3 separate regions of the Homo sapiens genome follow, and all the other regions are linked to region 2. A link is a loop called in an ENCODE intact Hi-C map of the cell type or tissue named here. Cell type or tissue: mammary epithelial cell. All regions are shown on one strand. Each heading gives the region's core, and the rest is flanking DNA. Links, peaks and the distances in the headings are about the cores only.

Region 1 (7,706 bases), core at 1,650-5,649, 420 kb before region 2:
TGCAGTTATCCCTCCAAGTACCCGACTCAGTGCTCACCAGGGTCAAAGATACAAGACGTACTTGAATAATTCAGCTTAGGCTTACGCTTCTCCCACTAGGAGCCAGAGTTCAGATGAGGAGCCCTCAGGCAACCGGGCTTTGGTGATTCCTCTTAACAATACTGCTGAGACCACAGTTGAAGCTGCAGTGATGGGGGTCTGTAGAGGAGACAGTATCTTCAAAAGCAGTTGCAGAATTTGGGAGGATCGGGTAAGGTGAGGATAGAAGGAGACACAAGGGAAAGAGGAGGTGATGGTCACACTCTGTAGATTTGAACAGCTTTCAGAAGGTGATGGGATAAGAAAATTAACCAAGTCTACTCTGACTCGACTGCTATAACTTTGGAGCAAGCTGCAGCACCCAAGACAAAAAGAAAAGAAAAACAAATGGATCGGCAGAGGTGTATGAATGAAATGTAACTATTTAAACCTAAAAAGGAAAAGGATTGTGATTTGTGCTTTGGGTACAATGAGGCAAACAATGTGAACTAGAGGTCACACTCAGGCTGGTTCCATGCCATAGAGATGTGCACTTTTGCCTTCACAGTGTAGGAACCCCTTGCCCCACGCAACCCAAAAGAAGAATGTACCGTAGTAGGTTAATGGGATGTCTTTGGATTCTAGCATATTCCTTCATAGCAACCACCATGGGCACTGAACTGAAGCTGCCTCCTTTAGGTGCATATCAGTCCCCTATTTTAACTCTCATAGGTCAGGCCCACACATTGACATTCCTGCCTTGTCCCTGTAGAATTTAATTTTGTGACCCCTGTGTAGATATCTATCCACATTCCATGTTTACTTGGCATGAAGCTCATTTTATTCTAGAGCCTACGGTGGAAGAGAGTACAAGAGGTCATCAGGTTCATCAGAGAACCATCTGACTTCTAAGCCCTGTTCTTTCCATGATGCCGTATTGCTGGCATAGAACGCTGAAAAGTCTCTTTTGATGATGCTGGCTGATGGCTCACCAGCTCTGGGAGCCACAGGCCTGGTTACTAAGGGGTACGTTTCACACATCAAATATGGGACAAGGACAAAGTCTTCTTTCAGTACGTGAGCCTTTTCACTTCCATACTGCTGTTTGGCCTCTGCTTTTCCCCAGGGGCTGCTCTGGAAGATGGTTTGCGACTCAGTTCTAGTTGTACAAAGTCCCTTCTCTGGCTTGTATACAGGGATCCTTGACCATCCTCATGGCTGGATTAAGGACCTGGCCCTTGCATTTATGGGCATATTGGCTCGGCATGCTGCTGGCATCTCACTACTCTGTGAGATCCCTCCATGCCGTGAGAATCCTCACCTAAATAATAGAAGAGAAAAGCATTCCCCTGGCACTTTTTGCAGTGAGGCAGAGATTCAAGGAGTCTGATAAAGGCAGTTGTTGATCAATTGGTGAAAATGCCACAAGGTTTGAACTTGAGGAAAAAAAATTTGATAAGAATTTAGAACCCCAAATGAGGGGGTAAAGTGGCTCTGGCCTCTCTGTCCCTTGGTCAGTGCTATTTCCTGATTTACTCAATGTTCCAGTCCCTTTCCCTGTTTCCACTTTCCTGGCAAATGCTTCTGCCCTGGGAAAGCCAGTTGCATCAGATTGCCTGGTGTATCTCAATGTCCTGACATCCAAAGTAATGATGGCGATGATCATCTGCCCACAGCAACCTAGGGAATCAACAAAGGCCAGGCTTGTGGCAGGCTGCAAAATCCCCAAAGCCCGTTTGAGTTTACAGTCCTATCTCTAATCTCTCTGCCCTGCCACTCAGACTCTCGTGCTCTCTGGACGACAGCATTTCTACAGAGCTTTGATGTCAGGTCAGCCCTGGTCATTCCATGTGATACAATTTAGCGGCACAAGGATGTTTTCAGCAGCCTCTTGTGGGAATTAGTGAGGGTCAAGATAGAGTCACTACCTTCTCTCTCTCCACTCCACATGGTCAGCCTGAGCCACTGGCCCTGGGCAGTAACAGGCTCTTTTTAACCTTTTTATAGGCAAACCTGTAATTTAAGCTGTGACTCTCCTTGTACCTTGTCAAAGGCTGTCCCCCAAATGTACCTAGAAATAGCACATGTACAGGTATACTCAAAGAAGTGGCAACTGTCTTTGCAAACCTGAAAAGCTAATGATGAGTACTGGGTTTGGTCTGGGATTGCCTCTGTGAAACAAGGATATTCCTAACTTTAGAAGAAGAGATGGGACTGGGAGCTTCCAGATGGTTTTGGAACTGTGTTGTGTTCATCAGAAATAGTCATTGTTCTTACAGATCTCAGGGGAAGGCAAGTTCAAAACTCCAAGTGTGATTGAACTGGGGGACTCCCTCTGCCAATCTACTTCTCAGGTAGACCAACTTTGTTCCATTTGTTCTGCCTTCCATGGGAATAAGGAAGTTTGCAAATACAGTGCAGCCAGTGCACCTGTAATGTGAGAGGCTTATCCATATTTGAGGCAAGGTAAGAATGACGGTGAAAACAATGACTAGTGTGACCAGTGTTTAGGGGTAACAGATATTTCATTCAAATATCTGTTTTCTCCATGGCCACGTTTTCATCATGATAGCACAGAGCTGTGCACGAGAGCCCAAGCGGATTTATTTGCTTCACTGGCTAATCATGGAACACGGGTGGGCTGAGGTGAGTGTATGAACTCAGCAGGGTATGGATGGAAGGCGGTGCTAACTCTGGGCACAGATTTCCCATTTAGAGCAGGAAGGGACCAGGTGTGCCATGTGCATGATGGTGGCATGTGTTAGCTGCTCTAGGAACCCATGAGTGTGGCCTCTGTGAAATCTCAGATCAGAGCCCTGATCATAAATTCCAAATAGCCTTCTCTCTGCAACTACAAGTAACAGCCCCAAACCTGAAGCCCAGTCAAGAAAGACAATTAAAATAAGAGTGAGCACACATTCTGGTGTACCTGGAATAGTCTCAGAGTCCATCCCTTGTCCTGGCATAATTACTCAGAGCAGTTCCTGTTGGTCGTACGATACTTTATACAGTCTCCTCATTAAACCCAGTAATGGCCTAGAGGATGATGAGAAGAAGAGCAAATGCCAGAATTCTAAAATTCTACATTTTAGAGTCAAAAGAGACCTTAAAGATTATCTGGTGCAACCTCTTCAATTAGGCATTCATGAATTCAAGGTTTAGAGAGGCCAGAGGACTTGCCCAATGTCACCTCATTAATGACAGAACTGGTACTAGAATGCAGATCTCTCTCTTCCCAGATACCCTTAGCCCTGTCTCTAGTCCCACACTGTACTAAATTTCATCCGATTTCTAGGGAATGCATCCTGATTTAAAGCCGATTTCAGTTGATTCAGTATTGATCATGATAATCATTTCTATTAGTTCTGATGGACACAAGAATCTGCTAAATAATGGTGCTTAGGCTGGGAACAGGAGACTAAGAAAGTTGGATCACTGGGTGGTGGAAGGCCTTATCTCTCTCAGTTTTTAGAAACTGAAAATGCAGAGTCACTGACATCTCACTTTACAGAACTATAGGATGTTATATCTAGAAGGTGCCCTACATAGTGACGCCACCAAGCAAATTTATTCAGATAACAAACATCCCTTGAGCACCTGCCGTGTGGTTGGCATTGGGTTCAGTACAAGGGAAACCATAAGGAAGAAGGTAAACACACTTTTTTTTCCTTCCGTCTACTTCCAGTAAATTACAATTTATAGACAAATAAAGGGGAACACCATCCAGTGAAGTAACAATATGATTTGACACATAGGAGGAACCTAACCTGAAGGAATGTGTGGCCTGCAGGTGAGTAGCAGTTAGTTAAGTGGGGAGGGAAAGAGGTTCCAGTGGTGGGGAATGCATGTCCAGAGGCTGAGAGGTGAGAAAGTGTGTACACTGATGGAGAAACTGGAAGTAGTTTTATGGATCTAGAGCACAGAGTGCAAAAGAGTGTGGGTGTGAGGAGAGGACAGCAAGAATGTGTGGAGATGATCCAGGGCCCTGTGGGCTGTGTGAAGAGTGACGTGGAGTCCTGAGGCTCTTCCAGCAGGCTAAGTCACATGATCCGACCTGTGCTTAGGAAAATCATTCTGACTGTGGAGCAGAACATGAATCAGAGCCAGACAAGGGTGGAGGCAGGGAGACCAGTTGGAAAACTGTTTCATGCTCAGAAGAGTTGCATGCAAGAGAAGCAGCTATGGCACATCAGAGAGGTGTTGAGAACACAGAATCACTAGCCCTGGGTGTCTGGTCGGTGTGGATGGGTGGTGGGCACTGTGCTAGGATGTAGACCTTGGGTGGCATGAAAAGGCAACAATCAAAGTCCCTGTCCTTGGTCTCAGTATCATCAGAGTGTAGATTTTAGATCCAGAGAGAACCTTAGAGGTGAATTCCAGTGTCCTCATTGTATAGACATGGGGTTTCAGGTTAAGGGAGTTTCAGTGATTTCCATGAGATCACATTACTAACCGGTGACAGAGACAGAATTAGAATTTAGGTGTAGTAACTCTAAAGCCAATCCTATGCATTTAATGAGGGTTGGCAGCTTGTTCTTCCAAACACAAGAAAAAAAACAGCCCCTTCCTTTCTTCCTTCCAGCCCTTCCTCCCTCCTTCTCTCTCTCTCTCTTCATTCCTTCCTCTGTTCATTTGTTTGTTCCTTTCTTCCTTCTCCTCTTTCCTCTGGGGACAAGAGCTCTTGGCTTAGAGGAATGGACAGACCTCCCTGCATGACAGCCATAGGCCCTCTCTTCTAATCGCGATCTGTCTCTCCTAGGAGCCCTGGGCATCTGCCTCCACTGCGGCTGTAATTGGAAAGAAAGAAGGTGTTCATTTCTCTATTTCTCTGCTCCAGCTGCTGATCCTCAGTTTCCCCCTAGAGCTGTGTGAGCCCCCTTTGCCAAGTGACCTCTTCACATTACTTCTGGAATCCTGTTTTGGACAGAACAGGTGCCTGTCTGACTAGTACTGTCATACCTTCCAGCCCCAGCTCAGCATTTCTTGCCACTTCTGTACCTTGGTCTCACACTCCTTCTCCTGGGCCGATGGCCACCTGCTTTTTAAATAAATCTTTTGTATTATTCTAGTCCTTGGTGATTCTCCTGTCTCTCATTCATTCCCTTTACTCTCCATCTTGAGTTTCCTCTCTTTGTGTTGCACATCTTGTATTCCTAGAGAGGAAATCTAATAAGCTGAAGAGAAAAGGCAGTCACCTTTAAGACTGTAAAGTAGGTTTTAAATCCTACGTTTTAAATTTTAAACCAGGTGGTAAATCCTGGCCCTGCCATTGTTGAGCATTGTGAACTTGGGTTAAGTTATTTGACTTCTCTGTGCCTGGCTTTTTTCATCTGTGAAATGGGGATAAAAGTACCAACCTTGCAGGACTGACATGGTGATTGCCAATTCATCTGTGTTGGTGCTTGACATTTAGTAAGTGCTATGTAAATGGACTCTATTAGTAAATCTGAAACTGCAGTTCAAGAAAGTCTTTTTCTCCGTTTTTGAGAACTATTTTTTCACTGGACTCCTGGAACAAGAAAAAGACCTCAGCCTTCAGGGTGAGGACTCTGGAGGGCCTGTCTGAAGAGAGAGGAGTGTCTGTTCCCCGCCTTCCCAGCCCTGGACGGGCTCTGGTGCCAAGGCCTCCCTGCCTGCTGCGGCCCTGCTTGCTATTGCAGCTGCAGGTGGGCAGAGCGGCTGGCTTTGGGCGTGGAAAGGCGAAGGCCGTTCCGGCCAGCTCCAGGACTCAGCATTTTCCACTACTCCTCGCTCTGTTTGTTTTGCTCTTCGGGCTGCCCCCGCTGAGCGGGGACTTCTGAATGATGTCCAACAGCAACGCCGGGTCTGCCCGAAGTCCTCGCCCACTCTGGAGCTCCCAGCGCCTCGCGTCTCCTCCCGTTGGCAGGCGGAGGGAAGGGGGCCCGGCCGGCCCATGCAGAGAGCTCTTGCACAAAGTACCATTGTATGGGGCTGGTCTGTGGGAGACAAATGAAAGGGATTTCAAAATCAACAGCAAGTTATTTTTATCCGTGAAAAGGCTGAAATGCCTTTCTTTTCCATCTTGGAAAACAAACCTTAAGGGATCATTGTGCCGCAGAGTGTTTTCATTTACTCTGGTATTTGAGCATTTAGGAGAGAGGCTTCTGAAAGACCTGGACTCAGAAATAAAGAAATCCAGAAAACTGGGCTGCCGCCGCCGACGCACCCCTCCCCTAGGCAGGAGTCCACCGGGGATGGCCCAGAACGCCGCGCTCATGTGGCCCCATGCTTTCGTGCCTTTCTCTTGCCCTCCAGAGTGGGCACCTCCTTCCATCCACCCCACCCACCGGCTCTCCTGTTCACTGGCCCGCTTTTCTCATCCAAACTCTTAGCCTTCTGCATCTGAGTGGGGTCCAATTCAGGAATATGTGACCCCTTCCTGTAAGGCAGGAGTCTCCAAGGCGGGGACTGCCCGCTCCAGGAATTGCGCAGAATAGAACACGAGATAAGGGAAGAAACCATTAGAGCTTCTATTCATAGGTACTTTCAATCTAAAAATGGGAACTACTTTTCTATGTACTAATATTGAATGTATATATGGACCCCGGTACCCTCAGACTCCCACGAGTCATTTGCATCCGTGCGAAGCACTGTGAGGAAAGTGAAATTCTGCAAGGTGGGTGGGGGAGGTCCTACTGGTGCCCTGATTTCTCTTTTAGCATATTATGGTGTTTTATATATATATATATATATATACTTCAAGTTCTGTGATACATGTGCAGAACGTGCAGGTTTGTTACATAGGTATACAGGTGCCATGGTGGTTTGCTGCACCCATCAGCCCATCATCTACATTAGATGTTTCTCCTAATGCTAGCCCTCCCCTAGCCCACCACCCCCTGGTAGGCCCCGGTGTGTAACGTTCCCCTCCTGTGTCCATGTGTTCTCATTGTTCAACTCCCACCTATGAGTGAGAACATGTGGTGTTTGGTTTTCTGTTCTTGTGTTAGTTTGCTGAGAATGATGGTTTCCAGCTTCATCCATGTCCCTGCAAAGGACATGAACTCATCCCTTTATATGGGTGCATAGTATTCCATGGTCTTGCATAAACACAGTGAGTCGATTTACAAACCATATTATCCCATTTTAACCGAATCACTTTTAAAAAATGGAAAAGTGTCTTAAAAATTCTTCTGTAAGGAAACTGGAGATTGTTGACAGCAGGAGCAACTCATGCCCAAGAAGGTAAGAAGAATGCCATATCATTTCTTCTACTCCTGGAACAAATTATTTGCCAGCCATGTATTGAAGCTAAAACAAAAGCAATTTAATTAGATTTCACAAGATCTGGCCAAAAAGTTTTCCAAGTCATGAAGACTACATTAAACATGGATATATATTTATTGTCATTAATGATGATTAGTGCTCTGGGGTATTATATTACCAGGCAATGCTAACAGATATTAGCTAGTGCGTGGAGTTTATAAATAAATAAATATGTCTGTATTGAAGGTGGTTCTTAAAAATGTTTACTGATGGGAGTATAGGGTCAGAAAAGTTTTGAAATGACTGCTGTAAAGGAATATTTGCTGAGGGCCAGCAAGATTTCTGCTGGTGGTGGGAAAAGCCCAACATTTGCAACAGATAAAAATCAGTGTTTAAATTCTGACTCTACCACTCAAGTTTACACACTCAGTTTACTATGTGACTTTGGGAATACATGTAAC
Region 2 (7,706 bases), core at 1,542-5,541:
AGCTGTGCTGGCAGCTGATTAGATGGTGCCCACCAAGATTGACAGTGGGTCTGCCTCTCCCAGTGCACTGACTCAAATGCTCATCTCCTGTGGCAGCACCCTCACAGACACACCTAGAAACAGTACTTTGCACCCTTCAATCCAATCAAGTTGACATTCAATATTCACCATCACAAGTGGTCAACCATGCTGTCTAAACCCTGTGTATGTATGTGTGCCTGCTCCCGTGTGCATACAGAAGTGTGTGTGTAGGAATGCACATGGCGTGTATGTGTGTAGACACTTCTGTAGCACTGTCCCTGCATGTGCAGGTGCATATGCAATTATTCCCAACACTGTCCATTGAGAGGGCCGAGAAGGAGAGACAGCCTAGGAGCAATGAGGGTGCTTAGTGTTCAAATCTGTCTCTGTATGAAAAGGAAACAAGAATCCTCGGGGTGATGGCAGAGAAAGTAGGAACAAGATGTGCCAGGAATATCGTGTTGTGCCGGAAGTTAAGGAAGTGCTTAAAAACATAATGGGGGCATGTCGCAGAGACACAAGAGCCAGCCCAGAAGGAATCCCATTGGCCAAATCTGAGACATTTTGAGCATCATAATTATTAAATTCAGTAGTTAACGATAAACCTTTGAAAACCTAGGAATGTCTAAGTCCATACAGCTAATAAATAGATAAATAAAGGGTAGCAGGAGGACTCTTGATTGCAGTAGAATGCTGGGTGCTGCCTAGTAAATATGGAGGGAAAGCTGAGGACAGAAAACCATTATGTGCAAACTTTATGATAAAGACTGGGTCAGAAATGAACAGACAATGGGTGCTAGATTTGGGGGATGTTTTAAAGAAGAGCAAGACATCCTCGTGATTTTAAATATCTCCTTACAGATTGCTTATTGTTGCAAGAGGGGAAAAAAGCAGTGATTCCACAGTGGTGAAATCAAGCACCTCAGGCAGGTGATCAAAATTAATATCATCAGTGAGGGACAGTTGATCTAATATGTCTCCAGGTACTTTGAAAAGTACTCAATATCGTCTATGAGGTATGTGGGGTGAAAATGCACAATCTGAACATGTTTACAAGAAAGTGTCAGATAAACTCAAAATGGGGAACATTATACTTTTTTAAACAAGGTGAGCAGTATTATTCAAATCCTTTTAAAAAGTATTATTCAAGTTGTTATTCAATGGCATTAAAAAACAAAGAACGATGTAGAGGTGTTCTAGAAAAAATAAGGATAAAAGGATATAAATAGCAAATAAATAACTGAGCCTAGCCCAGATTCTCTTCTAGAAAAGAAAAAGGGTTATTCAGGACATCAGTGAGCCACGTGTCAGACTTGGAATGTGGATGGCAGACTAAAGTTACTGCATCAATGTTAAATTTACCAATGTTGATAAATATACTGTTACTGCTAAATGAATATTACTATTCATAGGAAATGCACGCATAAGTATTTAAAAGTAAAGATTCAGGATGTATATAATTTGCTCTCAAATGTTTAATGCAAAAACCTATGGAAAGTGTTTAGTCATATAGAGCAGATGACAGCAAAATGGGTCAACTCTAACAAGACAGGAGTCTGAGCAAAAGGTATATAAGTCTTTCTGCACTATTTTATTTATTTATTTATTTATTTATTTGAGACACAGTCTTACTCTGTCGCCTAGGCTTGAGTGCAGTGGTGTGATCTCGGCTCACTGCAACCTCCGCCTCCTGGGTTAAAGTGATTCTCCTGCCTCAGCCTCCTGAGTAGCTGGAATTACAGGCATGCTCCACCTCGCCTGGCTAATTTTCGTATTTTTAGTAGAGACAGGGTTTTGCCATGTTGGCCAGGCTAGCCCCGCCCTGACCTCAGGTGATCTGCCTGCCTTGGCGTCCCAAAGTGCTGGGATTACAGCTGCACTAATCTTATTCTTCAATTTTCAGTAAGCTTGAAATCATTTCCAAATATGTTTACTTATTTTTATTTTTTTTATTATTTTTTTGAGACAGAGCCTATCTCTGTTGCCCAGGCTGGAGGGCAATGGCGTGATCTCAGCTCACTGCAACCTCCGCCTCCTGGGTTCAAGTGATTCTCTTGCCTCAGCCTCTCGAGTAGCTGGGATTACAGGTATGAGCCACCACACCTGGCTAATTTTTGTATTTTCAGTAGAGATGGGGTTTCACCATGTTGGCCAGGCTGGTCTCGAACTCCTGGCCCCAAGAGATCCAACCACCTTGGCCTCCCAAAGTGCTGGGATTACAGGTGTGAGCCACCACGCCTGGCTAATATTTGTATTTTCAGTAGAGATGGGGTTTCACCATGTTGGCCAGGCTGGTCTCGAACTCCTGGCCCCAAGAGATCCAACCACCTTGGCCTCCCGAAGTGCTGGGATTACAGGTGTGAGCCACCATGCCTGGCCTGTTTAATGTATTTTAAATGCACCACAACATATTAGGTAAAGATTATATGAGCCCCATATTAAGTCCTGGAATTTCTGCAGACCCCTGGAAAAGTCCATCTGCTCTACTGCCTGCCTCTACTATTAACTCTCCCTCGTTGATGCGTATGGCCGTCACCTCTCTGTGCCCCATGCAGTGTGGGATGAAAAGCACTAGCGATGCTGGTGGGTGTGCAAGACACCTCTGTTTAAGTTTCAGAGATAGGAAGAGTGTGATATAATAGTACAATAAACAACTGAAAATTAATTATAAGATACCCTTGTTCTTCAATTTTCCCAGCCATCTGAGTGAATGGGGATGGTTCTCTCTCTCGGTCTGTCCTTAGGTGCTGGCCTCTCACCTTGGGGCCCTAGACCTCTCATCTTCCAGCACTTTCCAGCTCATGATCCTCCTCCACACTTTCTCTAGGCCATAATCACACTGAGCCATCCAGTGTCTCTTCCTCACCCATGCGCAACACCCAGGTCCCTAGAAGAGAAGCCTCATCAGTGTTCTCTTAACAAAAGGACCCAAAGAAGAGAAAGGTGAGCAGAAATTACCAACATCCTGTCTGCTTTACCCCCAAAACTGCGCAAAGTTCTTTACAGACATGATTTTATTTAAATGTCACAAGTCTCCAAGACATAGATATTAATACTGTTATGATTCCCATTTTCCAGGTAATGAAACTGCCACGTATCAGTAACTGGCTAAGGTTTTATGCCTAAGCTCCTAATTTTCCCTAATTAAGCCTCAAATATAAGTTTCTACTGAGATGGCTGACTTTCACCTCCAGAGAAGACAAACACAAGAGTGTGAGATGTCTGCAAAGAGAAATAAGCATAACATAGATGCGGCATACCTATTTTATTTTATTTTTATTTACTTATTTTAGAGACGGAGTCTTGCTCTGTTGCCCAGGCTGGAGTGCAGTGGTGCGATCTCAGCTCACTGCAACCTCCACCTCTCGGGTTCAAGCGATTCTCCTGCCTCAGCCTCCCAAATAGCTGGAACTACAGGCGCATGCTGCCATGCCCAGCTAATTTTTGTATTTTTAGGAGAGACGGCGTTTCACTATGTTGGCCAGGCTTGTCTTGAACTCCTGACCTCGAAATCTGCCCGCCTCGGCCTCTCAAAGTGCTGGGAATACAGGCGTGAGCCACCACGTCCGTCCTCCTATTTTATAAAGTACTTAGTTGCTATACTTTGATTAGCACCCCTGGGAAATCCCAACATAGAACTTTGCTGCCATCTAGTGCCCCTTCTGCACCATGATCCTCATTAAGATGTCTGCAATTCAGTTCTGCCTGTGTAAAATCAATACCTGAAATTATCATAGAGGGGTATAGTGTATATTTCACTTGTATGTCACATCTTGGGGCAGAGGTTTTTCAAGCCCAAACCACACTGAAATTTCTCCTGGAAATTAACCTGAAGTGCCAAGTGACTGTCACCAATCACGCTTTCATATTGGATCAATGTTTTTGTTAAAATGCTTAGCCCTACAGGACAGTTTACAACGTTTGTTTACATACTCTAAATATTTAATCTGCATAAAATACCTGTGGATTAAATATAAGTATCTCCACTTTATAAATGAAAAAGAATGTGGCTCAAAGACTTTAACTTTCTCAAGTCCCCACGGTTAGTTAACAATAGGTCTGAAACTTCAATTCATTTCTTTTTAATTAAAGCCCAGACTCCTTCCCTTCCCTTCTTTCCTGCCCCGACACCACCTTTCTTTCTCCTCCCTCCCTTTCTCCCGTGCTGGATGCTTCCTGCCCTCAAACACTGAACTCATTCCTTCCTTCCTTCTCCTCCTCCTCCTCCTTCTTCTCCTCCCCCTCCCTCCCTCCCTCCTTCCCTCCCTCCTTCCCTTCCTGCCTGCCTGCCTGCCTGCCTGCCTGCCTGCCTTCCTGCCTGCCTTCCTTCCTTCCTTCCTTCCTTCCTTCCTTCCTCTCTCTCTCTCTCTTCCTTTCCTCCTCTTCTCCTCCCTCTCCTGATTCCCTTTTTTGCTCTTTCTCTTCCTGACTCTCCCCAGGTATTTATTGTGCTCTGAGGCTGACTTCATTGAGTGGCTCAAGTCACACGCAGTTCCTCTGCCCTCTTCAGGCATGTGGCATAGTCTGGCCAGTGAGATGTAAGCAGATGCCTGCTGTGGGGTTCTAAGAAAGCCTTTAATATCCGGATATTAGGAGCTGCCCTTTTCTCTTGCCCTCTTTCTCCTGGAGTAAGGGCATGTGGCTCAAAGCATAAAATGGGGAAAACAAAACAGAGAGACTTGAAAGACTTGGGTGCTGATGTAGTTGAGCCTGTGAACATCCACCCATTCACCTGGGAGTGCACATTATAGAAGAAAGGCGTTTTTTTCCATTTGCTTAAGCCACTGTAGTCAGGGTCTTTGAAACATTCATTGGGAGCATTCCTAACTGAAACCGAGCCGACAAGTCATAGCACTGGGCGAGGACCAAGTCAGCACCTGGTGAAGCTCGCAGCTCCACCACTGTGTCCTGCAGAGGGCCCAGGTTGTAAGAGGCTGTCCCAATTCGGAAGGACAACCTTTCCCCAACCTTTTCCTTCTATAACTGCTTTAAATAGTTTTATATCAAGAATATTTCTCTCAAGAATATCAACTAGATTTGAAAGAGAATAAAAATTCAAGAGATAGAAACCATTAGAGGAAAAGAAACCACATTTTGCCTTAAATAAGAGTTGACAATAACCTGCATGGTCAAAGTGTGTTAGTTTTGTGAATCATTTTCTGGAACCCCCAGGCCACAGATATTCTACTCAGGCCAGAAAATTATAGCTTGACCCTGGCCCCATTTCTTCCTTGGTACCCCTTTGTATTCATTCTTTCTTCTTTATCCACTCCCTGATGCTCAGAACAGATACAAATAGCTGTGTGTAGCAAACCCATTGCACGTTTTCATCCCAGCTTCCCTGGAAGCTTTCATGCTGAAATAAAAACCAGGAGGAATGCATTGCAAAGAAGGCTCTGAGCAAATCACCCCTCTCCTCAGGCCATCTCCCTTTCTGTTGGGCCCATCATGTCTCCGCCAGCTCAGTGACCTTGAACTGCTGCTGCCACCCTCCTCAGGCGAGGTGCAGCCTCTCTATAGAAGGCCCCTGAGGTTCCCTTAAGCAGCTCAGGGTCTCCTTCCAGGACTTGCCTCCTCCCCTTTGTTCCAAGACCTGTTTGGAGATTTCCATCCTGCACCTTGTACTTCTAATTTTTTTACTTCTCTTTCCAGGCCCCGTGGATAGCATTGTTAATGGGACAGCTCAGTTGCTTCCATCCTTCCCCCAGATGCCCTTTCACTCTCCCTTGGCTTCATGCCACTTGGCTTTGGGCTCCTTCTTTGTGGCCACGTGGTCTTGTGTAACTCCAGACCCAGATCCAGCCAGGAGTTCAGGTACTTAACATGTGGGTGGGTGACTTTTTACAGATTAGTTTGCCTGCATTAAAATGGCATGTCAGTCCTCCTAAATTAACTTTCTATAATTCTTCTAAACATCAGGATGCTGCCACAGGGACAAACCAGGAGTGTCCCCCTGTGGCCCCCCCCCTAGAGAAATCTCCTGTCCCATTCCCTTTATCAACATGGCAGGATCATGTGTCCATTGGTCAGTGATAAAAGTTACAAAATAATGAGTCAATAGTCCCAGCTGTCAACAGATTTGGTTCAGGGGCTGCCAGATGGGCAAATAGAGTGGTAATTCCTACAGTGGCTTTTGGGTACAGGGTTAAGTCCTTCTTGGAGAGCTAAAGTCAAGGAACTTTTGGCTGACAGGAAAAAAATGTAAAAGAACTATGTAAGGGAGCAGATGGCAAGGACTTCTTCCCAACTACTGGGAGGTTCTATACTTTTCCAAGGGCCAAGTCTAACAAGCATTGATAAACTGCATCATTTTCTTCTTTGCCCCTGATATCTACACAGCTGAGCCTCTTTAACCACATCTTTCTTTCTCAGAAATTTCCAGGGAAGACCCAGTAGAGATGAGGGTGATGGAACATTTGCCACATTTCTTTGGCTTCTGCGGCTAAAGAGCGGATCCTGGTCTAGATGGGATGACAGCTTGGAATACCAATTGCTATCTTTATCTGTTCTAAGGATATAGATTAAACCTGTGTAGCTTACAGAAAGAAATTTTATTTTAAGGTGGCTACCTGAATACCTATGTCAGAGCAGCCATCTTGCCAATAGCCACCTGGGTAGGGGATAGGACTGGATTTGCCCAGATCTTACTGGTGATCATAGGATTTTGGAACTAGAAGGATCATCAAGCTCTATGGATTTTCAAACTGTGCTCCATAGAATACTATTGGGCCACAGAGTTCACTCAGGAGTTGCAGAATCAGGGGGCAGTTGAGGGGCCAGTGATCAGCCAACTTCAACCAGGCGCTCTACTTTTATTTACTGTATCTTTTGAAATGGAGCAAAGTGGATAAGATCCCAGAGTTTTAAGACAGATAACTGGGATGGATTGTATTATTCAGCATCTATATGCTTCAATTTGTAAAATGGGGATAACAATAATCATTACTAAATTTCTTATAGCAATGACCATGTGCTTGGCATCATTTTAAGTGCTTTATATTTATTTAATATTAATAAATCAATTATTTACATTTATCATGACAAGTACTGTTTTATAGAAGAAATACTGTTTACAAGAGCATTAAATTCTAGAGTCAGTTCATGAATAAGGGAAGTATATATACATTTAAAATGATCCCGATATAGTTTGGATGTTTGTCTCCTCCAAATCTCATGTTGAAATGTGATCCCCAGATTTGGAAGTGGAGCCTGATGACACTTTTCTTTAGTGTCTGGGTCCTGGGGCGGATCCCTCATGATGGCTTCCTGCTGTCCTTGCAGCAATGTGAGTTCTCACTCTGTTGGTTCATGTGAGATCTGGTTGTTTAAAAGAGTCTGGGGCCTCCCTCCTTCCTCTTTCTTCCTCTTTCCTGCTTCAGCTCTCACTGTGTCATGTGCCTGCTCCTCCTTTGCCTTCTGCCTTGACTGGAAGCTTCCTGAGAACTCCCCGGAAGCTGAGCAGATACTGATGCCACGCTTATGCAGCCTGCAGAACCATGAGCCAAATAAACCTCTTTTATTTATAAATTACCCAGTGTAAGGTATTCCTTTATAGCAATGCAAAACAGGCAAACGCAGCCCTGAAAATGCCAAGTTCTCAGAAAAGGTTATTACTTTTTACAGGGTTTGGGAATTTAGACTTGTATGAGCTCTCCTATCTCGTTTCAAGTCAGCAATTCTCAGCG
Region 3 (7,706 bases), core at 1,650-5,649, 260 kb before region 2:
GTTTCTCATTCCACAGGCAGCCTGGACAAAATTGGAACAGTGCATTTTCTTTGGTTTCTGCCCTTGTCTTTTGGGGGAGGTCCTGGGGGCCTGTGAAATATTTTCAACAGGGAAGAAGGGGTCCCAGAAATCACACCGCATGGTAAACCCCTTCTTGCAGCATTCCATCAGTGGCTTCTTTTCTGGTCTACCTGAAATGAGAAATCCTTGTGACCTTACAGGATCGGAAACAGGAGAATTGTCCGATGGGCAATGAATGAGGGTTTAGGAGAGAAGCTGTGGTCTCTGCCATTTTTCCCATCAGATCTGCACATCACTTCTCATCCATCCAAGGGCCCAAAAAACCAAAGAGTGGAGATTCTAGAATTGCCTGGCATCCATTCAGTGGTGATTTCCAGGGGAAGTTCTTAAGAACCTTTTTCTCCGTCTTGCACTCTGGGAGGGTCAATTTCCTTGAAGAGAGGCGTCATGAACGAGAACAGTCAGCAGTCCCTTGGTGGTCTTGAATGAGGCCCCCCCCTTCCAGAAATCCTCCAGCACCTCCATTGCTGACAGGCTTTCTTTTCTGATGCAAACATTGATCCATGCCTGGGGCCCCAGAAGTCCTCCAGGAGCCAGCTCTTCTTTTGCCGCACAGTATTGCCCTTTGAGATTGAAGTCTTGATGGAGAAGCCATCTAACTCCATGTTGTATTTGAAGGATTAAAAAATAAATCAGAACAGGTGGTCCTAAATTCGCTTAGATACATTTAGCATTATATTCACATAGGGAGGCTGTCATGGTTGCCTGACCACTTGTTATTAGTAGCTGGGCATACCCAGGCTTCACCAGCAAAATGAGGGCTCTTCATACATAATCAGTTTGCCATCACCCATTTCCTGCACTAAATTATCAGAATTCAAAATGAATAAGAATTTTCTGTGTCTTCTAGTTACTATGTGGAGACTTGAAGCACAGAATGATAGATTTTATGTCCTTGATTGGCAAAACATGCAGATGAGGAGGTGGCTGACAGCTAAATGTGATTTTTTTCATGATTTCTTCTTCAAAATACACCCCCTCTGTATTATATATAAACTCACACCCACCTTAACATTTAATTCCCACCCTGCTCATGAGAGTTCCTAGATGTGTTTCCCACCTATGTGTACTTGACCTTTATAAAATATTGCCCCGAATCATACCTTGCACTGTTCCATTTTATTGTTCATTAGTGTATGCACATGCCTTATTTTCCTTAAACAAATATGTAGCCCTCGAGGGCTGAGGCTTTAGGAATGTTCTCATCCTACACTGGCATGATTCTCAGTAGGTTCGGACATTTGTGCCTCTTTTCAGCACATGGACAAGCGCGGTGGCCCCATGTCTATGTGCTGGGAAGAGTATCATGATGACCTGGAATTCAGTGTTAGTTCAGAGCTATTATCAGGGATTTTCTGAAAGACAGCCAAAGAAAAGAGGCTGAAATTACTTGCAAGTAATTTAGATATTATTTGCCTAATTTTTGCATGAAACCTACATGACCATGGTGTCATATTTAATCATTTTCTGTTCTCTCTCTGCCTATCTCTCCTTCTCTCTTTTTTCTTTCCCCCGTCTTCCATTTTTGCAAAAGTAGAGACACAAGTTACCGGAAGACTCAATTGTCAGAGTTCAAAGTCTTTGCTAAACATTTGACATTTGACAGCGTGTCCCCCCGCCTTCCTCCGCACTCTCATCTCGCTTGCATGGGCACAAGCCTCAGAGAGATAACCATATCAGGCAGAATAAATGAAGCCTGTTTCCTTCTAAATTTGCTTCCTCCTACACAGTATGGCTATGCACTCTGAGGTTGGCATGCACTTTACCCCAGAGCTCTCTCTGTTGACTTTTAGGTGGGGTAGTAGGCTAGACATAGTTAAAGAAAAAACAAAAAACGAACAACAATAAAACCCCATGTACATTCACCAGACAGAAATCATGGACATTTTGAACCAGAAAAGCCATCACAGAAAGTCTTGTCTAACATTCTTATTTTATAGACAAAGAAACTGAGGCCTGGAGAAGTGCAATGAATTGTCTGAAATCAGAGTTTGCTGTGAATAGAGCAAGCATGAGAACTCAGAATTCTCTTAATACCAAGTTTGCTATTTTTCTCTGCCTTAACACAAAGGCTCAGAAACTACATGTTTCAGCAGTAACACTGCAATTCCAGATAGGGGACTTCTCCAATATCCAGGGAGGCTGGATCAGCAGTAACACTGCAGTTCCAGATAGGGGACTTCTCCAATATCCAGGGAGGCTGGATCAGCAGTAACACTGCAATTCCAGATAGGAGACTTCTCCAGTATCCAGGGAGGCTGGATTCTCCCACACATTTATCAGGAAACACATAAAAGCCTTATCCTCTAGCAACTTGCCTTGGGGGAGGTCTGGAAGAGCTGCTTCCGACCTGACTTGGGGTCTGAGTGAGAGGAAAGCAGCGGGGTATGGCATATTTTGCGCATCAGCTTCTCCCGTTCCCTGAGTGGCATTATCCAGGATTTGCAGGGGGCAGCCCAGCCCTTCTTCTCTTAGAAGCCCCAGCTTGCCGAGGGCCAGTCGGGACTAACTTCTTGCTCATCAGAAGGCAGCACCATGACAGAGAGGAAAGGAAGCTGGAGCTGCTGGAGGCAGGGCTGGGCTCCCGAGCAGGAAGGGCATGCAGTTCCCTGCTTCATGCAGTGTGGGGCTATCCAAAATTATTGTCTAAAATACCCTTTAGAGGAATAGAAATGCCACTGCTGACGTTCTTTACTTTAGGTCTTTAGGGGATTTTAGAATGGAATCTAAAGAAAAATGGAAATGACTCCCCCAGTGGTAATGGTCTCCATGTGATTAGAAGCATGGATAAGGATGAAACTTGGAAAGGGAAAATGATGAGAACCCCCCAAAATCTTCACCTCCTCCATCCTCTTCTTTCTGGCATGTGCTTGTGGATGGACAGACAGATAGCACCCCTCCAACCCACACAAACCTGTGGTGCTGTCTGGAAGACCAGAAGGGGTTGCCTGGGCCTCCTTCATCGGCCACCATCTGGCTTAAGCAAATCTCTCACTCGGAGCCAACACCCTGCCCCTCCCTGTGCCACTTGCGTAGGTGCCCAACAGCTTCAAGATAGGAGCCTCCTTCCTCCCCTGTTGCTCCTCACTTCTGGGGCTCAGCAAGGATGTTCATAGCTCCTAGCCGACCTTCTGCTTCTCCAGGGATGGGTGTGTCTGGCCTGCCACGGTTCCCGTGGACACCGGCAGCCCCCCTTGCAAACTCTGTTCCTGCTCTTCGAGTGCATTCTTGGCCCACACAACCAGCCTCTAAGGTGCCCCCGCTGCAGGAGAGCCTCCCATTCACTGGCTCGCCACTCCGCCTGTGTGCTTCCCAGCCGACCAGGGCGAGTTTTCAGAAAACTATTTTTAGAAAGAGTAACCTCAGAATAAACACCACTCACCAGATGCTGGTGTTTTTCTGGGGCAACCAAGCTGAGGATCATTTGTTTAAAGAGAAAGGTGAAACAGACAACGTTGCTCTTTTGGCCTGGGATGGTTTGCAGACTGCTGGGTTTTACTCCCTCTAGCGGCATGATTTTAGAAGACATGACACTGCCTTGACCCAGACTAATAACCATATTCTATAATGGCCGGGATATTTGAGATAACTCAATTTTACTTGACATTTAGGCTTCTAGTTTGATGCCAAGTAAGGACAGATTTAATCCTAAGTTTACAGGTACAAACATGTGTTAAGACTAATAGGACAAACTCTCTGCATCATTGTCTTATCCCTGCAAGGGTTGATGAATAAAATTCTATTTTGAAAAAGAGATGTTATAGTAAAACTGCTGGATATCTTTGATTATATAAAACTTATTCCCTACAGAAGACCTACATGTAATTTTGTACTATGTATCACTTTCCTAAATAAGTGGATGGGATAAGGAAGAACAAATTAGAAGAGGGACTTGTGAGTCTAATGTTGGCAAGAAAACAGAACAAAACAACATAAAGCCTTCTGATTGTAAGACTTGAGAGACCAGAAACACCTAAGAGGCATCAAAGTGTGTCTCTCTTTGAAAGTTGTAATCATATTTCTAATCATTATATTTCTTAGTGAATTTGGTACAATCACAAAATGACAACAGAACAAAATGCAATGACTTTTTGTAGACCTTCCTTCTCAATTCCAGGATTCTACAATCCAGCCCCATTTCTCTGATTGGAAGAAAACTGTAAATGAAAAGATTGTCACTGGCCTGAAGACGTTAGTCCTCTGATTAGCAGAGCTTATCAGTGTGGAAAATAGTCAATGGACAATGATCTAGTCATATCATAAATGACTGGATTTCTCCTACAACCTGGGTGTTACTGAGCTGCAGACTAAAACCAAAACGACTGTGGGTGACCAGAGGGAAAACGCTTGAAGTCATCAATCAGTTAAATCATGCTCATATCTCAGCTCATTTTGAGTCAGGCTTTGCACATGACAGAACTGCATTCATTCAACAGAAAGCATTCCATTCACAAAGAGTTCAGCTAAACCGACACTTGATTCATTATGAGTTCTTTTGCGGAAGGAGCGGTTGGTTTTCCAGAGTAACAGCCTCGTCTCTGACAGCCCTTTTCTCTGTATTCACGTTCACCATTTTTGTATGTTTCTGCCCACAGCTTATCCAACTTTCAGCAACCACTGATGGGGAGACTAGAATGCTGGTTTCCCTGTGGCACATGAGTAGTACATGATACTTTTTGTCCTCTAAAGTGGATTGTCACCAAGAACATGTCGGTGCTAATTTCCCCGAAGCATTGGTCTGTTTTCCTTTGCTGCAGTAGAAAGGAAGACCTATATACTATGTTACCCTGAGGGCAAAATTATTCCTGGTTTAAAACCACTGACTTAAGGAGAGGTACTGGGAATGAGAGAGATTTTATTCTTTCTTTTTTTCTGTTTATATTTTCAACAATTATAGCACACCTAAACTGTGGCGTAGGCCTTGGGGATCAATAGCGAACAATGATAAATTCCTATCGTCAAGTAACTTGTATTCTGGTATATGTGTACAACAGGGACGGATGGTACACAGCAACAAATACATGAGTATTCCTGATAGTGATAATGTTATGAAGACACTAACACAAGGTAGTGAGCAAGGGAGTAACTATGTCAGCATGAACAAAGTGCAGGGACCATGGAGAGCTCTCAGTGCCAGCTCTTGCATTTAGCTGAATCTCGGATCATAGCAGGCAAGAGATAGCCACTGGTGGTGGTGGCCCCGGTGCTGGTGGCAGTGGATGTTGTGAAAGACAGTAATATGACCAAAGTTATGGTTTTATAAGTTTCTTTTGATAGTGATCTGTTTGCAGGATATTGGAAAAGAGCAAAGCCATGGAAACCAAGAAATTGGTTAAGAGGTTGTGTAATTATCAAGAAAAATGGCAATAAAAGCCTGAGCTGGGTGATGGCAGTGGGAATGGAAAGAAAGGATTAATGAGAGAAACTGCGAATAGAAATTTACAGCAGAGTTCACCTGAGTTTTAGATTTAACTGATTATTTTAAAAAATAACCCTGTGTAATTTTGTCCCATGAGGACATTAAAACAAATGAACACTACCATCAATTCTGCTTTATGAAAATGAGACGGTGTTAACACATGAAAAGGCAGACAAGACATAATCTCGCTACAAAGGGCAGTCCTCTAGGTTAATAAGTTTTTAGTTTTGTGCTTAACCCACTGGACTGTCTTATTTTTGTCATTGCATTACAGACCAGTAACCATTATATACAAGTCTGATATTATTCTAAGATTGGCATTTTACAGCCTGTATGTTCCAGGCTTACCTGAAAACATGATGGATCAGGAGGCTGAAAGAAAAAAAAAAGTGATGTAAATGATGACTCCCAAGTTTTGTACTTACTTGAACAAGAATTTGAGAGAATCATTAACAATGACAAAAAAATAGGAAAAATGAGAGGTAGCTTTGAAATAAGGACTGTAAGTCTGGAGTGAAGCCTGATAAATTTAAGATATCTGAGGAACATTCCTAATAAAATAATGAAGAGTTGTAAGCATAGTATTGAGATTAAGGATGAGAGTCCGAGTGACACATATAGATTTTGGAATTGTTCTAATGAAAGTAATTGAAGCCATCAGGGTGAGCACAATATCAAGGGGAGAAAAAGGAAGGAAAGTGGACTCAAACCAGAACATTAGAGAAAATTATCAGGCAAGACTTAGCCAGAACTCCAAGGTTAGAGGAACCCAAAATAGTCAAGGGCTTTTGTAAAACAAAACAGCCAGGTGTCAATGAATGAATTGATAGTAAGACAATTGAGGCCAGAACCATAAATATCCTCTTTCTGGATAACCGTGAGAGGAAGGTCTGAAGATAGTTCATTTGTTAGTAACAAGAGCTGACAAAGCGTAACGAAGAAGGTCCTTAGATAACATGTGCTTATTATGGATCAAATCAGCACCATGCTATGAATTTCTTGAGCTACTCTTGGATGCTGGGGAGTGGGAAAAGAGAAAACAGGAGGCAGAAGCTAGCACTAGAAGTAAGAAGAACAGCCAAGCACATGAGGATTCCAGCGTTTGAAAGAGAGAAGCACTGACAAGGCCACCTCAGGACCAGAAGTGGGCAGGAAAATGGGAAATCAGGGATTCACTGAGGGACAACAGATCACAATGAAGGGTGAGAAATTGCTGTGGCCTTATTGTGATCAGAAGGCAGGAGGCCTGATATTAAGGTGAATTCCAAAAGCATGAATGCATGTGAGTTTTGCTTACCAACTCTGCGCCTCACTATTATGATCCTAATAGTCAATATGACATGCGAGCTCCTTGTCCTCATGGAGCTGTGATCTATAGCAATGGCAGGAGGCAGAAAGAAACAGACAATATGAAAAAAATAAGTAAAGAAAATATCAGGTGGTGATGATGATATAAACAGAGTGATGTGACTGAAGGTGGCTGGGGTTACCATACACTAATTGGGAAAGGAAGGTCTCAAAGAACAGCTAAGTCAACACCTGAATGACTAGATAGAGGCAACCATGTGATAAGAGATCACAAGAAATGCTCTAGCATTGGGGGATAAAAGGAAAAGAGGCATCAAGGATAACTTCTAAACTTTTGGCTCAAACAACTGCAGGTCCTGTTTACAGAGATGAGAAAGACTACAGAGGAGCAGATTTGAAGTGGGTGAGGGTGAGGATTGGCATTATAGAAAATCAGGAATTCTCTTTTGCCACATGAAGATGTCAAATGCTGGTCCTGGAAATGGTTCTAGGCACAAAGAGAGCATAGATGAAGGCCAAAGGGTTTTAAGGTCAGAGTATTAAGAGTAAAGAACCTTAGCTTGCAATATGAATCATAAATGTCATTCTTGTTCAATGTCTTGAGGTTGTTACAGATGCGGGCAGGATGCCAGTTGAGAAGAAAAATCCAAAACTAAAACAATAAACTTGAATTGAAATTGCAAGGAACAAGGGTTGAATGTCCTGATGACATCCTAAAGGCTAGTGGATAATGGATAATTGGGAAAGGGATATGGAGGTAGACTCCATATATAGTAGCAGTTGATAGAAATTAAATATATTTCCTTAACAATATTTACAATATTTGGCAATTGAGCAAAGTGCTTGTTAGCACAGGTACATACAAAAATCAAATGTAGGGAGTGAGACACCTTACAAT

Evidence for each region. Peaks named below come from ENCODE experiments on the same cell type or tissue, not always from the same donor. Only the 100,000 strongest peaks of a DNase experiment are listed, where the experiment ranks them.
Region 1: it touches region 2 in a loop (6-fold over the local background); 8 of 110 quality-filtered maps call a loop at or near these places.
Region 3: it touches region 2 in a loop (11-fold over the local background); 23 of 110 quality-filtered maps call a loop at or near these places.

The regions. Positions count from the first base shown.
Region 1 is chr11:128,449,989-128,457,694 of GRCh38, reverse strand. It overlaps LOC124902789 (a long non-coding RNA gene), which reads right to left. Exons shown (of 2, transcript XR_007062948.1): 2 at 3,565-5,975. Among named protein-coding and RNA genes, the nearest start is that of MIR6090, 69 kb to the left of the region's middle. RefSeq lists an enhancer at 5,394-5,573. In mammary epithelial cell, for the core only: no CTCF peak of the experiment used is centred there; a DNase peak (open chromatin) is centred at 4,064; H3K27ac peaks cover 2,055 bases.
Region 2 is chr11:128,027,696-128,035,401 of GRCh38, reverse strand. No RefSeq gene overlaps it. Among named protein-coding and RNA genes, the nearest start is that of LINC02725, 64 kb to the left of the region's middle. In mammary epithelial cell, for the core only: a CTCF peak has its summit at 3,673 (motif pointing left); a DNase peak (open chromatin) is centred at 3,661.
Region 3 is chr11:128,286,082-128,293,787 of GRCh38, reverse strand. It overlaps LOC124902786 (a long non-coding RNA gene), which reads right to left and starts at 3,499. Exons shown (of 2, transcript XR_007062945.1): 1 at 3,464-3,499; 2 at 1-676. RefSeq lists an enhancer at 3,125-3,544. In mammary epithelial cell, for the core only: a CTCF peak has its summit at 3,591; no DNase peak of the experiment used is centred there.